Linked DNA regions of Homo sapiens: region 2 is linked to region 1. Evidence: chromatin contacts called from ENCODE Hi-C or POLR2A ChIA-PET data. All regions are on one chromosome and are shown on one strand. The core of a region is the stretch at or near the end of the contact, and the rest is flanking DNA. Distances in the headings are between cores, read along the strand shown. Region 1 overlaps ZNF697 (zinc finger protein 697). Region 2 overlaps NOTCH2 (notch receptor 2).

Region 1 (5,025 bases), core at 706-3,205:
GGTTTCTTTCCATGTACATCTACCTCTTCCAGCTGTTTTAAGTTTTCTCAAGTCTGTGCCTATGAAATCTCATCCAACTTTTGATTATTCATGGATTGATTATCCGCTTTTTTTTTGCTTTTTTGCTGCCATTGCTATGCCTGGTCTCGTCTGCATCAAATATACTACATATCAGCAACTTTAGAGAATGGGTTCAACAGGGAGTGGAGAGTGAAGCTAATGTAAAATAGTTTAGTGGCAGTGGGAATCTTTGGACTTCATTTACCTCTCTCATTATTTCTATTACCATGGATAAAAAAGTCAGCTGCTACGTTGATATCCCTTCTATGAGCACATTCTTAGCAGAAGAAAACAATCCAACTACCAACACCCGACTCTATTGGTGCATTTAAAATGTGATTCCATTTTTTCTTACAATTCTTCAGGGAACTTACCTGCATTAAGTGAGGTTAAATGCATTCAGGAGGTTGTTTGTTTCTTCTATCTAGTTTTAGAATAATATTTCTTCGGCAAACCCTGCTAACTGCGGTTCACCCTTGAAAACGTTAATCTGAGGACTTTTTCCACCAACTCATTAATGATGGTGGAAGCAAGTGTATTATTTGTTTCCTGGAGAATTTGATGAAGAGCAGTCTTCCTCTGCTGCCCTTTACTAAGCAAAACCTGGAGCAATTTAAATAGGCTAAATGGTTTTGATTAAATCTTGAGCTCCGAGTTGGAAGGAGAAAATGAGAAGTTAACCCCTTGAGCCATGTGGTCTCTTTACAATCAAGAGACTGTACATATGTGAAAAAATACAAATTAAGGACCTGTGTTCATAGACAATCTAAACTGTGTTTCTGAAGTTTGTGCACATTTTTCTTCACTGTAATGTTATTTTACAGCTGTTTGTTAAAATAGTGAATAATTTAATGATCCTAAAAGTAACAGGTTTCGTGTGAGTGTGCTTGTATACGTGAGATTTGCCTTATTTTCAGGTTGTTTTATTTAACGATGGTTCCTTGGACAGCATTCTGGTGTTCAGCAACCAATATGGAATATTTGTCATTAAATCCATATCAGTCTTTTACCATGTCATTCTTCTTTGCCACACATTAAATGTCACTCAGCTCTATCTATGGAAGCTATGTTCTTGTAGAACAAGGGTTGACAAACTACTAAATCTGCCCTGCATATTTTTGTACATAAAGTTGCATTAGAATACAGTCATACCCATACAGGCACATTTGCATATTATCTGTGCTACTTCACCCTGAATTTGCCGTGAGTGGGCCTCTGCCCACATTCCAATTAGAAAAACTGTACCTGGTCAACCTGGAATTCTTGAGGTTTGATTAGTTTAAGCTACAGATTTTTTTAACCTTGGAGAGCTTTTTGGATTGTTTGCCTTTTAAATGAAGAGAGCAATTAATTGGAGTGAGGCCTAAGTTCCTGTAGTTTTATAGAAACTCCCCAGGTGATTTTAATGAGCAAACAGGGTTGAGAACTCTGTAGGACCAATTAGAGACCCCCCATTCTTTCTTGGGAATTACAGTAAGTATAATAATACATAAGGCTCAAATCCTCTCCTCCGCTGGGGGGTATGGAGGCAAAGGGCAGTGCAAGGTGCATCAGGCTTTGTCTGCTCCTGGTAGGCCTCCTGTCACACAACTGCTCCAAATAGTGAAGACAATATCATAAGTAAGAGCCAGGAAAAGTGCTTGTCTTGGCTGTCCATCAGATGACAATGGAATAGGTGTGGAAGGCTGCTGCTGGCCTTCACCGTCTTCACCACTCATAGTCAGCCTTCCTCCGCTCCTCTCAGATCTTTATTCCCCCAACTCAGCTCACAACAAAGCAAAACCCCAGGCATGACTCCTTTTCTCAGCTGCCCTTGGCAATCACATAATTTCCATCCTCTCTGCCCCTGGTGGGAGGGGAGGAGCACACCTGGCCAGCCTCCAGCATGAATTGCCTAGTGCTTGCTCCTCTGTCTCCCTATCACAGCTGCAAGTACCCTGTAGATTGTAGTTTTCTGCTGCTAGACTGGTTTCAAGGTCATCTCTGCTAACCCAAAGCACATTCCAATGGGTTTCAGTTTCTTGCTGCTCCTGTGGGATCCAGGGCACTGTTCACAATGCTGTCTGCATCCAGCTGGCGCCCTGTCTCATTCCAGCAGCTGGGAATGCTCAGCTTTGGAAGCCAATGAGGTGGGTGGCAAGGTGTTCCATATACCATGTTGCCCTGTGTTTTTAAGGAGGTTGAAAAAGGTGTCAGTGTACGTGCAATGTTTAAATTGGCATTCCCACACACGTATTTGAAGGATTTCCAACCTGAGTAAAGAACTGCCAGACGCCAGTTCCTGGAGACCAGGGATTCACTGGAAGCAGTTCCATGCATTCTTTTTATTCACTGAAGACACTCCACTGAGATGCTTTTCTGAAAGCATCAAGGGCTGAGGTAGGGAGTGGTTCTGCCTGGGTGTTCTGATACCATCTGTGTATGACTGGCCTTCCCCAGGCCCCAAGGCTGTGACTCATTAAGAGCAGAGACCCTGAGAAGTTCACCCCTCAGCTGAGTGGGCAAGTGCCAGGCATAGTGCTCAATGCTAGAGAGACAGATATGAGAGAGGTAGAGATGCTTACACATTCCAACACCATTTAAAGGTGAAGGTGAAGGCCTATTTTGTTTTCTGCCTGCCCAACCTGCTTGGGCGAATTATTTTGCCAACTATAAGTCTGACTTTAAGGATTTGGCCCCTGGGGCTGCAAGGGATGGGAGGTGGACCGGGGGGAACTTCATGTCAAGGCTTCACATGTTATGCTAGGGCAAGATGATACATTCAGCAAAGGCTCAGCATTAAGCAGATTCTCTGCCAAGGACTCTGCAACTATAAGTCAGAGTCCCCACCACTGCTGCAAATCAGGCAATGCCCACTTTAGCTGGCTTTGTTGGGTGAGGGAAGGGACAGTGTGTAACCTTGGAAAAGCTAGTTCACTTTGTCAAGGGGCTGGAAAAGGATCTGGCTAGACTTTTCTCTTGTCAAGTATAGCATTAGCGAATGTCTGAAATGAGGGTCACTTCAAGGTTTTAGCTGAAGTAGTTCTGCCGATTTCTGTGTTGAAGTTAATAGAGTTGGTAGAAATCACAGACATGACTTCACAGCCTGAGATTCACTGGACTGCCACAGCCACTGCTGAGTGTTGCTGCAGCCTAGACCAAGCCCTATAGGTATTCTTGATCTTGCTCCCATCTGTGCAGTGGAAAGATGCGGGTATGAGGTGTGGGGAAATCAAACCAAAGGACAAACATGAAGGCTCTTGTAAGATTCAGGAGCTTGTGTGAATGTTAGGAAGCAAGGTGGTTACCAGGTGGTTGTGCCCAGTGCTGCAGAGAAGGGGCTGCTGAGGGGTGTCCTAAAGTCTTGTGTCATAGCTCCTGGGAGCCTAGAAGGAGGAGAGAGGCAGTTGCTGTGCATATGGACTGTGTCTTCTGGGATTTCCAGCTCCTGGGGCAGGGTGATGAGGGAGTGAGAAGGCATGGCCTCCCTTTCTTGAGAACAGGAAGAAAGAAGGAACTAGTTCTGCTTCTCCTTTGAGGGTGTGCTGTGCGTGGAGTGTGCAGGGCAGAGCTTTGGCATTAACTGGCAGTGGACTTGAGCAAGGCATGACTTTTCTGGGTTTCTGATTCCTTTTCAGTAGGCACTGTCTCTATTGGTCCTGCCCATTTTAATTTCTAGTGATTGTCAAAGAATTAATTTTAAAACCTTCTTGGGAAACATCTATAGCTTAATGCCAAAACAAAAGGCCGTATTTAAGTCAGCATTAAGTTCTGCAGTTTAGTGGTCATCAGATATCAGGGAGGGAGGGAATCGGTTACTACTTGGCCCCACTTCTTGACCCTTCACAACCCTATGAGAGGTATGATGCCCCTTTCCCATTGAGGTGCCAGGTGCCACTAGAGCCAGGGAAGGGCTGGGAAACCACTTTCTCAAATAGCTTTGGCTTCATACAAACAAATAAGCACATGGAGGCTTGTGTTATTATGAAGTTTAGCTGCAGAAGTGTGCAGGTGCCAGAGGATGCAAATCATCTTACACTTTTACAGCCCAGTGTCACTGGCAACAGACCTTAGAACTGAGCCATATCCTTCATTTTGCGGGAAAGGAAACAGACGCAAGAAGGTAAAAAGATTTGCTTAACTTCGATGGCAAAATTGAAATAAGAACCCAGGATTTTCACTCTTCACTCTTATTTGCAAAAATATTCTTCTTCTAAAACAAAAGAATACTCGCTTGTTTTTGCCCTCCACCCCTTTGCTTAGTTTCTCTCACCCCCAGCTACTTTCATTTCTATACCATGAGGCACCTGCCTGTCTCCATTTATGCAGCACCCACGTCCACAAGCTGATGTTCAGATGGGAGGTTGGGCTGTATGGGCCAGACAAATGGATTAGATAGCTGACTTCTGGTTAAACCTGTCCTCTGCCCTCTTTCTAAATGTCTCTCATCCCAGGTTCCCCGCCCCCCGCCCCCCCCACCCCACTTTATGAATATGTTGGTAGGGCAACCTCCTAGTTCTATGCCTTCACCTCCCTTTTCATCTTAAAAGTAGCAAATCCTAGGTCACCATTACAGACGGTGGTCTAGGTGAACATTGAGAAAGCCATCTCACTTCCCAGGCCTCAGTTTCCTCATCGGTAAAATGAAAGAAGGAAAGGAGCCCACAGTTAAAGCTGGAATAAAGGTCCCTAGATCCTTCTTTAACTTCAATTTAATAAAAATTTTAGAGATGAAGTCTTGTCTGATGTTGAATTCCTGGATTCAAGTGATCTTCCCCCTCAGCCTCCCAGTAGCTGGGAATACAGGTGTGCCCCACCATGCCTGATGAAGCTTTCTTTGCTCTAAAATCTGAACTCCACAAAGACATTGATCTGCCCTGTAGGAGCCAGGGAGCTTTTTTCATTTACCCACGATAGGTCAGCAATAGGTGTTTTGCCTGCTGCTGAAAGAAGTTCCCATAATCAGAATTCACTGCATATTTTACA
Region 2 (5,025 bases), core at 10-2,509, 330 kb before region 1:
ATATGGAAGGCCCTGCTGGTCTTATGAGGCCTGTCCATCTTGTCAAGAGCACACAGGTTTTGCAAAGGAGCTGCTACTTGAAATGGCTTAGAAAGCCTTTCCATTGTCCTTGTCTTCGGGGCCCCCTAGCGGCTGGAAGGCTGCAACCTAAGCCTCACAAGCCATGATGTTCATTCTTCAGGGAGTTTAAGCACCTTGGCAGCAACTTCCTAGGCCACAGAAGTCTTCCTGGAACTTCCTAAAGCAGGGGGCCAACCAGTTTGTCTGTGGAATAGCTCCATGCACCCCAACTAAGCTCAGGTCCTGCGTAGATTTTTGTGGGAATCAGCTTCCAAGGACTAGGTCATTTATTGGCCCTGTGTTCCTAGGTCAGCGGTGTACCATTGACATTGACGAGTGTATCTCCAAGCCCTGCATGAACCATGGTCTCTGCCATAACACCCAGGGCAGCTACATGTGTGAATGTCCACCAGGCTTCAGTGGTATGGACTGTGAGGAGGACATTGATGACTGCCTTGCCAGTGAGTATGCCAGTCAGCTCTTAAGCCCCCAGAGGAGAGGAAAACACACAGGGAGCAGAGGAGAGCCCAGTGGAGGCTGCCGCCTTTCACGCCTGACATTGGGCATACCGGTCATTTATCCAGCATATTTAACAGTAGTGTTTTAACTCTTTCTTTTGAAGCTAGTGTCCTTGGGAATTGAGGCAGTGGAATATATTTTAAGCATTCCCTTTAATTTGTGAACATTGAAAATGTGAGGACAATGCTATGATAGTGTTTTTTAAAAAACAGATTTATTGAGGTATAATTAAGGTACATTAAACTGCAAATATTTTCAGTGTACAATTTGGCACATTTTGACATATAGTAAGTGAAACTATCACCCAAAATAATAAACATATTTGTCACCCTAAAACTATCTTCATCCCATTGCAATTTAACCTTCTCTCTTTCTTGCCTGTGGAGTCACAGTTTTACCTTCTGTCACTATAGATTATTAGTTGGCAGATTTTATCATTTTATATAAATGCAGTTAGATAAGCATAAGTCAGGAGAGGTTCTGACTTGTTTTAATGAACATAGTATTTGAGATCCGTCCATGTTGTTTATATCAATAGTACATTCTAGTTTATTGTTCTGCAGTATTCCATTGTATGGACATATTACAGTTCATTGGTTGATGGCCATTTGGGTGTTTTCCAATTTGGGGATATTACAAATGAAGTTGCTATGAATGAGTCTTTGTGTGGACATATGGTTTTAGTTCTCTTGAGTAAATACCTAGGAGTAGAATCGGTGAATCATGTCGTAAGTGTATGTTTCACTTTTTAAGAAATTGCCAGAATGTTTTCCAAGGTGGTTGTACTATTTTCATTCTCACCAGAATTGTATGAAAGTTCTGTTTGAACCATATGCTCACAAACTCTTGGTGATATCATTTAAATTTAGCTCTTCTAGTGGGTGTAGAGTGGTATTTCATTGTGATTTTAATTTGTATTATTCTCTCTGCCAATGATGTTAAGCATCATTTCGTGTGCTTTGCCCATCTGCCTATCTTCGTTGGTGAAATGTCTATTTAAATTTTTTGCCCATTTGAAATAATTAGGTTGTCTTCTTGAGTTGAAAGAGTTCTTTGTATTTTTAAATAAGAATTCTTTGACAGGTATTTGCTTCCCAATGATTTCCCTCCAATTTATAGCTTCTCTTTTGATTTTCTTTTGAAGAGGAAAATGTTAACATTGATGAAATTCAGTGTATGCATGTTTTTCCTTTATAGTTCATGCTTCATGTATCTTGTTTAACAAATCTTCACCTAATCCAAATTTGAGGTTTATCTACTGTGGTTTCTTCTAAAAGTTGTGTAATTTTAGCTCTTACATTTTGGCCTATGATTTGTTTTGAGTTAATTTTTACATATTGTGTGACTTAAAAGTCAAGTTTAATTTTGTTTTCTTACTGTACTAAACTAACTTCTTATTAGTTGTAGGTTCGTAGGTTAGCCTCTAGATAGTTTAGATTCTTAGGATTTTCTACAGATACAATCATCCTGTCTATAAATAACCCTTATGCCTTTTAATTTCTTTTCAACCCTGTATGCCTTTTATTTATTTTAGTATTATTGTACTAAGATCTTCAATAAATACAGAATAGAAGTGGTGAGAGAAGCCTTACCTTGTTTTTGATCCTAGGGGAAAAGTATGTAGTCTTTTACCATTAAGTGAGATGTTACCTATAGGTTTTCATAAAGGCCCTTTATCAAATTGAGAGACCTTGTACTTCTGGTTTTTAAGAGGTCTTTTTGTATTTTTATAATGAATGAATGTTGATTTTTTGGTGTGCAATTGATTTCTCTACATCTGTTGACATGGTGATATTATTTTTTGGTCTTTTAATGTAAGTAAATTGTCATCAACTTTATTTAACATTTTGCAAATGTTAAAAGCTAATCTTAAATTTATGGGCTATATTCCACTTGGTCATTATGTGTTATTCCTTTTATGTATTATTGGATTTGATTTGCCAAAATGTTGTTAAGGATTTCTATATCTGTGTTCATGAAGGATATTGTTCTCCAGGTTTCTTGGACTACCATTGTCTGGTTGTGATAAGAGGGCAATGCTGTCCTCATAGAACATATCAGGAAGTGTTTTTCTTTCTACTTTCTGGGAGAGTTTGTGTAGAACTGGTGTGTTTTCTTCCAAATATATAGACATGGAACCTTCTTTCTGGGAAAGTTTTTAACTACAAGTTTGGTTTTCCTAATACATATAAGTGCCATATGGGCTATCTGTTTTTAATTGAGCTTTGGTAATATCTGTCTTTCAAAGAATTAGTCCAATTCACCTGTTTTGTCAAATTTGTTGACATAACATCAATTTGTTTTATAACATTTCCTTACTGTGCTTTAATAGTCTATTAGATCTGTGATGGTTTCCTTCTCTTGTTTCTACTATTGGTAATTTGTCTCTTCTTTCTTTGAAAGGGAAGAATGTCTGTTTTGCAGATTTTTTTCATACAGTGTTCTATAAATGTTATTAATTCAAATTGGATAGGGTAGTGTTATTCAGGTCTTTTATGTCCTCTATGACTTTCTGTCTACTTATTATTCATAGAATATAATAAGGAGGCTTTCTGTTTACTTCTTATTCAAGAGTATTGAAATCTTTTACTATCATTGTATATTCATCTGTTTCTCTAGTAATTCTATTTGTTTTGGCTTAATGAATTTTGAAACTCTAATCTTAAGTGCATAAACATTTAGGGTTCTTATGTCCTTTTGAGGAATTGACCCATTTATCATTTTGAAATGGCCTTTTTAAACTCTTGTCATATTTCTCTCTCTGAAGTCTACTTTGCCTGATACTGATATAGCTACTCTAGCTTTATTTTATTATTAGAGTGTGTTTTTAAAAATCCTTTTACTTCTGGCCTGTTTCTCTAAAATGGGTTTCTTGTAGAGAGCGTATATTGGGTCTTGTCTTTTTTTCTCCAGTATGATGGTGTCTATCTTTTAATTCAGGTATTTAGACTGTTTAAATTTAATGTAGTTTTTATATGGCTGGCTTCAAAATATGCCATCTTGCTGTTTGCTTTATCTTTGTTCTTCTGTGTATTGTTTCCATTTTCCTTTTTCTGACATCTTTTGAAATAATTGAGTATTTTTATGATTACATTTTATCTACATACATAAATTTCAAAACTTTATCTATATTCACTACCATATTGGTTACATATTTTTTAGTAGTTATTGTAGGGTTTACTGGTGTGCAGCTTTAACTTATTATAATGTACCTTCAATCGTACCACTTCATATAGAGGAGAAGAGCTGTACACTCACATTTACATTCCTCCTGGCCTCTCTTCTATTGTTGTTATAAAATGTATATAGCATTAAACCCATCAAATATGTAATTAAAAGGTCAATTTTTTTCAAGATATTTGAAAAATAATTTAAAAGTCTTTAAGTTACCTACGTATTTTCAAGTCTTATTGGTCTTTATTCTTTTATGTAGATTTGTGTTTCCATCAGGTATCATTTTCCTTCTGTCTGAAAAAATCCCTTGAATATTTTGTGTAGTCTTTGTCTCCTGGTGATGAAGTCTTTCTGTTTTTGTGTGTCAGAAAGGTTTTTATTTTGCTTTAGTTTTCAAAGATATTTTCACAGGGAGGAGAATTCTAAATTGACTTTCTCTTTCAGCACTTTAAAGCTATCCTATTATCTTCTTCCTTGCATTATTTCTGAGGAGAAATCTGCTGTTATTCCACAATTCTTTTATCTGTTCCTTCATATATAATTCTCTCTCCTGTGGCTGCTTTTAAGATATCCTCTTTCCACTGATTTTTACCAACTTGATTATAATGCCTGTTGGTGTGGTGGTCTTTTTTTTTTTTTTTTTTTTTTAGACTGAGTCTCGCTCTGTCGCCCAGGCTGGAGTGCAGTGGCGTGAACTTGGCTCAATGCAAGCTCCGCCTCCTGGGTTTGCGCCATTCTTCTGCCTCAGCCTGCCAAGTAGCTGGGACTACAGGTGCCCGCCACCACGCCCGGCTGATTTTTTGTATTTTTAGTAGAGATGGGGTTTCACCGTGTTAGCCAGGGTGGTCTTGATCTCCTGATCTTGTTATCCGTCCACCTGGACCTCCCAAAGTGCTGGGATTACAGCGTGAGCCACCATGCCTAGCCTGGTGTAGTGTTCTTTATGTTTCTTCTGTTTGGAGTTTACTGATATTTTTGGTTATGGGTCCAAGTCTGGAAAATATTTTAACCATTATTTGGTAAATATTTAGCCATTATTTTTTTCAAAAGTTTTTGCGTCTCCCTTTTATAATGTTCATTATGCATTTATTAGGCTGCAAGGTTGATTTATTTATTTTTCAGTGTTTTTTCCACTTAGTGTTTTATTTTGGATTATTTTACTATTTGAAGTTATTTTGTTATACTTTCAAGTTTACTAATTGTTTCCTCTATAGTTTCTCGTTTACTGTTCATCTCATTTAGTATATTTTTCCCTCAGATATTATGTTTTTA

The links. Hi-C counts contacts between places; a loop is a spot of excess contacts on that map. ChIA-PET counts read pairs that join two places held with the same protein, here RNA polymerase II (POLR2A). Pooled maps may share reads with other maps.
Region 2: a loop to region 1 is called in a map of PC-9, with 4 times the contacts of the local background. The contact joins two enhancer-like sites. A Hi-C loop is called at or near these places in 2 of 168 maps with a recorded cell type or tissue (PC-9 and mammary epithelial cell), 1 of 37 single-sample maps with no recorded cell type and 5 of 50 pooled maps. POLR2A ChIA-PET finds 5 or more read pairs at or near these places in 1 of 52 experiments (WTC11).

The regions. Positions count from the first base shown.
Region 1 is chr1:119,615,466-119,620,490 of GRCh38, reverse strand. It overlaps ZNF697 (zinc finger protein 697), which reads left to right. Exons shown (of 3, transcript NM_001080470.2): 3 at 1-1,114. Among named protein-coding and RNA genes, the nearest start is that of LINC00622, 19 kb to the right of the region's middle. RefSeq lists a silencer at 2,859-3,059. Within about 2 kb of position 1,955, at least 2 of the 41 ENCODE cell types and tissues checked have a DNase peak (open chromatin) inside an H3K27ac peak, as active enhancers do.
Region 2 is chr1:119,943,910-119,948,934 of GRCh38, reverse strand. NOTCH2 (notch receptor 2) reads left to right here. Exons shown (of 34, transcript NM_024408.4): 17 at 369-521. Among named protein-coding and RNA genes, the nearest start is that of ADAM30, 50 kb to the right of the region's middle. RefSeq lists an enhancer at 1-269. Within about 2 kb of position 1,259, at least 3 of the 41 ENCODE cell types and tissues checked have a DNase peak (open chromatin) inside an H3K27ac peak, as active enhancers do.